Linked DNA regions of Homo sapiens: region 2 is linked to region 1. The links are chromatin contacts, found by Hi-C in ENCODE. All regions are on one chromosome and are shown on one strand. The core of a region is the stretch at or near the end of the contact, and the rest is flanking DNA. Distances in the headings are between cores, read along the strand shown. Region 1 overlaps AKAP6 (A-kinase anchoring protein 6). Region 2 holds the start of NPAS3 (neuronal PAS domain protein 3).

Region 1 (3,019 bases), core at 122-2,621:
GAGAGTATCGAGAATTAGGACTGGAGTTCTAACAGACTCTGCCCTTATTTCTGCTCACAGATTTACTGTACACATCTGAAGGGATCTATGGTAAACATCAAGTCAGATATGAACCTGTGAAATATTCTGATCCCTAGGTAGTCTACCAGATAAAGGAGTTTAGGAAATAACATTTTGAACACATGGGACACTCTACTGAGAAGACTGAGCTTGAGTAAGTGTAACTTCGATATTAAAAGAGTCAAGTATTTGGGAGGAAATGAAAAGCAAAGCAACTCTCAAATTTATGCAAATGCAGGAAAGGCGAAAGAACAGACAAACTGATACCCTGAAGATAGGAGAAGGGGCAAAATGAATGATCTTGCATGGATTCTTGGCATTTGGAAAGAGTTGCAATATGAGAAAATTAGAAAAAAAGGCTGAGTTTGGTAGATCACCAGAAAATTCACTTAGTAAGGGAATACATTGTATGAAATTTCTGAAACCTTCTCTGTTGGACATATTTTCACCTCACCTGGAAGAAAATCTTCTGAGTGATGACCAACAGAAACCTCAATGATGTTGTCAATCAGTTTAGGGTTGGAGTCTAGGACTGGAGGAATGTTAAACTACCATATAGTTCCCAGCTCAGCCAATTGCAATTGTGTAGGTCTCAGTTTGTGATTATGATGTCTCTAAGATGATATTTCTCATTAGTTTTATCAAATCTAACCAATTGGGATAGATTTTTGAAAGAATATAAATGAGAAATCTTGCATTTGTGAAATCTGGTTGTGATATGTATCCCTGGGTGTGACTCTCCTTGGAGACTTGGTACAATAGAGAGATTTTCAATAGGAAAAGCTTTTGGAAACATGTATGAATATGGGAAACCATATGATGTACCACTATGTGGGATGATAGACTGAGCTCTATCTAAACAGGTTGGCAACACACCAGAGCATGGCAGTATGGTATGATCTGACTCTATGGGACTCTGTGCCCACATCTCTGCTTTGTCCCCCTCTAATAAACAATTTGTGTTCCTGAGTGTTATTTGTTTTTTTACTTACCACTCTCCACAATTCCATTTTCTCTTTTTCTCATGATTTTTTTTGAGGTAATCTAATTGCTTGAATTAAAGGTTTATGAATCTTAAAATATTATCTAGGAAAAACCCTAATGGCAAAACCTAGCTTGTGATAAACATTATAAAAAATATTTACTTTTACCTCTTTCCACTTCAGTGTCAGGACATCCTCAGTTAAGCATTAAAAATATTAATCAAGATTATTTGAAAGGCACATCTGAAGAATGGGTTAAGTTTAATAGGGAAACGGCATCTCAACCCATTCCTAGTTATGTGTGGAAGCCTGCCCTTGCTCCTTATGACCTCCAGGTGGTGCTGTTTACCCAGACACGGAAAGCAGGAGCCCAGCCCCATTTCTTTCACTTAGGTTTGCAGTTGGGCTTTCATATTTTCAAAATATTTTCTGTTTCTACAGATGTATACTTCTAAATGGCCAATAAAATTTTATAACCACTATTTGAAAAATTGCAAGGTTATTGTGATTTGTGCTTCCTAGCCAAGAATATATCTTTATGTCTGTACATACCCGAAGTCAAGTATTTATGTTTGTTCATTGGTCCCACTTTCTACGCTTCCTTCCTTTGTAGCACACAGGCTCAGACACAGACATTTGGGCTGTGGACAGAACTCGTCCAAGGACCTGTAAATACTTATGTAATTTTGAAATATATTTCTAGTTCAGCTATGGCAACTAAACTCCACAGGCTTCTGGGTGAAGAACAACATCTTTACAGGAATGCCAATCCCTGTAAAGGATTTGGCAATCCCCCAAAGCCAACGAGTGTTCCTAGCAGACCTGACCTGATTTTTTGGCAGGGGGATGCTTGTCAGACACCAGAAATGTTTTGATGTTTTGAGGTCACCCATACAGTGACACCCCACAATCCAATCCAAATTCCTCAGAAAAGTGATTCTAGAGAAAAACTGAGAGGGAAGCATTGACAGTTTCTTTCCCATTTTGGTAAGAGTTCAGGTCCAGGAATAGTGGAAATTCCATTACAGCAAAGATGAAACTAGGATAGGAGTGCGGTGGGATCGATTTGATCATGGATAAAATTTGGAACTTTTAATATTGGCTTTTTACAGAATAACCAACTAACATGCCTTTCTTGCCCCTTTTTTTCCCCTTTTCTTTCCTTTCACAAGGGGTTTGTAAACAAACTGGATGAATTCATTCAATGGTTAAATGAAGCCATGGAAACTACAGAAAATTGGACTCCCCCTAAAGCAGAGATGGATGACCTTAAACTGTATCTGGAGACACACTTGGTAGGCAAGATTGTGTTGTTCTTGCTGTCAATAATCAAAGGATTTTAATGTACTGCTTGTTTGTTTATGAGAAATATCAATTTTATTTATCAAAGGTTACTATATGTCAATGAAACCAAATTTTAATGGGTCACAGAAGATGAAAATTTACAGGCATTTCAAGTAATACTATGAAACCTAAATCATCTCTGTTTCAAGCTACCTTTTCAAAGCTTTTCCTGGAAGGATAAGTAATTATTTAAAAATACCTTAGAAAATTTTATTAGACCCTTGTTCTCTAAAGCAGCAACTGAAGGTTTTCCCTTTCTTAAAAACAAATAAATGAAAGAGATGATTTTGATGACCATTCTAAGCTTTCTAGAATTCTTGTAAAATTAATGAACCTCTCATTATCAAGAGGGTCTACATTATCTGTTCTACACTGGGTTATTTTAATAAAATATTTAAAATGATGATCTCCATCATTTTTGCTGCTATGTGGGTTTTTCAGCATATAATTAATACAACTGTCATTACACTCATCCCTGTGCATAGAGAAAACCATGGAGGGGAAGTGGAAAACACTCAGATGAATTTGCTTCTGAATGTTAAAAGCAAGAATTATAGACTGGGGGACATTCGATGAACCTCGTGGGGTTTTTACTGAATGCTTCAAATGGCCGATATCAATTATGAAGGGGT
Region 2 (2,882 bases), core at 13-2,512, 360 kb after region 1:
AACATTTATGTGTTCCTTTGGAAGTTTCCAACTCCCAGCCCTACTTTACTGGAGTCGTAGAGACCGAATGGAGGACCCCTTTTCAGGTCTTTATTTTTTTCTTAAGCTTAAAGTCAAATGCAGAACCTCACACAGGACTGATGTTTTCCATCAGGCGCTTTCATTCATTCAAAGTGGAAATGCTTTGGGAGTCCTTTCTACTTGCCTGGTTGACACATGACTGACCCAAGTCTCTGCGTAAAAAGCTGTCCACACGCTTCTGATTGGTTTAGTGGAGAAAACGCTCTGACCAGGGTCTACCCAGGTAACAGGATTCTAGCCCGGGCCCTGCACTGAGTAGCCAGCCTTTCTCTAGGCCTTGCTGAACTGTCAAACCGGGGTGCGGCTGGGCTAGATCCCAGAGGGTGGCAGTCCGGTCCCAAGTCCCGGGACCCGAGTCGGGAGGGGCTTCTGTATGTGAGTTTAAACGCGCGGGGATTCACCTGTGAACCCTGGGGTCTGCACTCCTGTACGTCCGTGACTGATGCAGATGCTCCGGCTTTGGGAACGCTGCTGAGAGCGCCAGAGCCACAAGGTGCTTGTGCTGCTGCTGCACCGCCCACGGGGCTCTTGGGCCCATCTGCTTGGGCCAGCGCACCCCCCATCCGTATTGATTTCCGCTGCCCCCAAGGAGCTCCCGGGACTGTGTCCTGCCCCAGCTCGCTCCTGTGGCCTCCCAGTTCCTTTTTCTGTTTCTTTCTTTCCTCCTGGCTGCAATACTCCAGAGAAGGGAAGTGTTTGAAACTGCAACTGAGTGGCGTTGTTGCGCCGGCAGCCGAGCCTCCCAGTCCCCCAACGAGAAAGAGAGAGAGAGAGAGAGAGAGAGAAATTGAGAGAGAGAGAGAGAGAGAGAGAGAGAGAGAGAGAGAAGGGGGGGGAGGTGTGTGTCTGCGTACGAGAGAGCGCTCTGGAGCAAAGCAGCTGGAAAATGCCCAGAAATACTTTCACAGCGGTCAAGCTGGAACCCCCCGCGTGTCCTCCCCCTTCCCGCTCCTCCCGGCCTAGACCCCGCGCCCCCCGCAGGGAGGGTGTGCGCCCCACCTGCCACCGGGCTGCTCCGGGTGGTAGAAAGGGGTGACGGGGGACGGGGGCGGGGGCGGGTGGCGGCGCGGGGGTGAGAACCCGGAGGCGGCGGGGCCCTGGGCCGGGCTGCCCGCGGGACCGCGCGGCCGCCTCCCCCCGCCGCCGCCGCCGCCTCCCCCTCCTCCTCCTCCGCCGCCGCCGCCGGTCGCCTGTCTCCGCGCCGGGCATGCCTCGGGAGCCGGGGCGGCCCGGGCCGCGGGCGCTCTGCGGCGCATGGACGGCGGCGGCGCCGGGCGAGCAGCGGGAGGAGAAGGCGCAGGCGGCGGCGGAAGCGGCGACCCACGGCTGGGAGCACCGGCGGCGCGAGGGGACGGCCGGCCGCCCGCGAGGCTCCGGCCCCACTACTTTTCCGTAGCCTCCCCACCTCAGCAGCACGGCCGCCGCCGCCGCCGCCGCCGCCGCCACGGCCACGGCCACGGCCCCGGCCCCGGCCACCGCCCGCCGGGCAGCCCAGAGCGCCGCGCACGGCCGCACTCTCCCGCCACCCCACGCACACGCACACCCCCGCCCGCCCACGCCCCCCACCCGGGAGGGGGGAGAGAGGCAAAAAGTAAGAGAGGAAAAAAAATAGCAGGAAGATGGCGCCCACCAAGCCCAGCTTTCAGCAGGATCCTTCCAGGCGAGAACGGTAACACTTTTCTGTTTATTGAACCTGCCGCCGGGCCGCTGCTCCCGCCGCCGCCGCCTCCGCCGCCGAGGGCCCCTCTCCGCAGCCCGCCCGCCTCCTGGGCCGCGAGCCCGCGGGGACCTCGTCTGGGCGCAGCGCTCGCCCGGGGCCCCGCGCATTGTCCCCGCGGCGGCTGCGGCAGCGAGAGGCTCTGGCGGCGGCCGGGCTCTCTGAGCAGTCGCACCTCCTCGGCTCGGCGAATAGAGTGACTCACTGACAAAAAAAAAAAAAAAAAGAAGAAAGAAACAGAAAAGAGAAAAAGAAAAAGAAACAAACAGATGCGAAGGCGCTGCCGTGTGACGGGAGCAGCAGCGAGGGTGGGGGGCCGGGGATCCCCGGGGCCGCCGCAGGTCCCCTAGCAGCTGCTCTCGAGGAAGGGAATGAGGCTGGGGAGGGGGAGGGAAGGCGGCGAGCAGGGGGAGGAGGCGAGGAGCAGGAGGAGGAGGCCGGGGGCGGGGAGCGCGGAGCTCGCGCCAGGCCCGGAATGTGTCGCGGAGGGGCCGGCTCCGTCTCCGCGCGAGCAGCTAGGCCGGGCCGAGCCCAGAGGAGCGCGGCCGCCGCCTCCCTGCCTCCCGGGCTGCGCCCTCCGCTCGGCAACTTGTGGGTCTCCCGCTCTGCCCTCCGCTCTCATCTTCCCCTCCTCTCCATACCCCTCCCAAAGGAAAAAGAAAAATAAAGAAGAAAACCCTCAAATCCAAATAAGCAAACAAACAGCGAGATCCAAAATGTGTCAGCAGTTGGAGCATCTATGCCCCGTTAGTTACTGTTTGGGGATCTGTGTTTTAAAAAGTTCCTGGTGAGAATTGCATATCCAAGCAAGGGGCTCAGTCGAGCATGTCTATTTGAAGTTAGTTAAACTAGTACAGCCACAGGGAAAGGGAGTTTGTGTTCAAAATACCCGTAACTGTTCTACGTGAGTAGCATTGATAGATTTTCAGAGTAACTCAGCACCCCCTCCCCATCACCACCAACGTGGTTTTCCCTCCTGCTGTCCACCCAGCCTACTTTCTTTGGAATCCTATTTACTATTAATTGGCAACGTTAATGACATTAATTGCATATAGCATATTGGTTTGAGCAAAGTGGATATCTC

What was found. Hi-C counts contacts between places; a loop is a spot of excess contacts on that map. Pooled maps may share reads with other maps.
Region 2: a loop to region 1 is called in a map of dorsolateral prefrontal cortex, with 5 times the contacts of the local background. The contact joins the promoter of NPAS3 here to the enhancer-like site in region 1. A Hi-C loop is called at or near these places in 17 of 168 maps with a recorded cell type or tissue (A673, PC-3, PC-9 and 11 more), 19 of 37 single-sample maps with no recorded cell type and 31 of 50 pooled maps.

The regions. Positions count from the first base shown.
Region 1 is chr14:32,574,905-32,577,923 of GRCh38, forward strand. AKAP6 (A-kinase anchoring protein 6) reads left to right here. Exons shown (of 14, transcript NM_004274.5): 5 at 2,216-2,338. Among named protein-coding and RNA genes, the nearest start is that of AKAP6, 250 kb to the left of the region's middle. Within about 2 kb of position 1,372, at least 2 of the 41 ENCODE cell types and tissues checked have a DNase peak (open chromatin) inside an H3K27ac peak, as active enhancers do; they include dorsolateral prefrontal cortex, where a contact is called at or near this core.
Region 2 is chr14:32,937,617-32,940,498 of GRCh38, forward strand. It overlaps NPAS3 (neuronal PAS domain protein 3), which reads left to right and starts at 1,263. Exons shown (of 12, transcript NM_001164749.2): 1 at 1,263-1,750. The coding sequence starts at 1,701.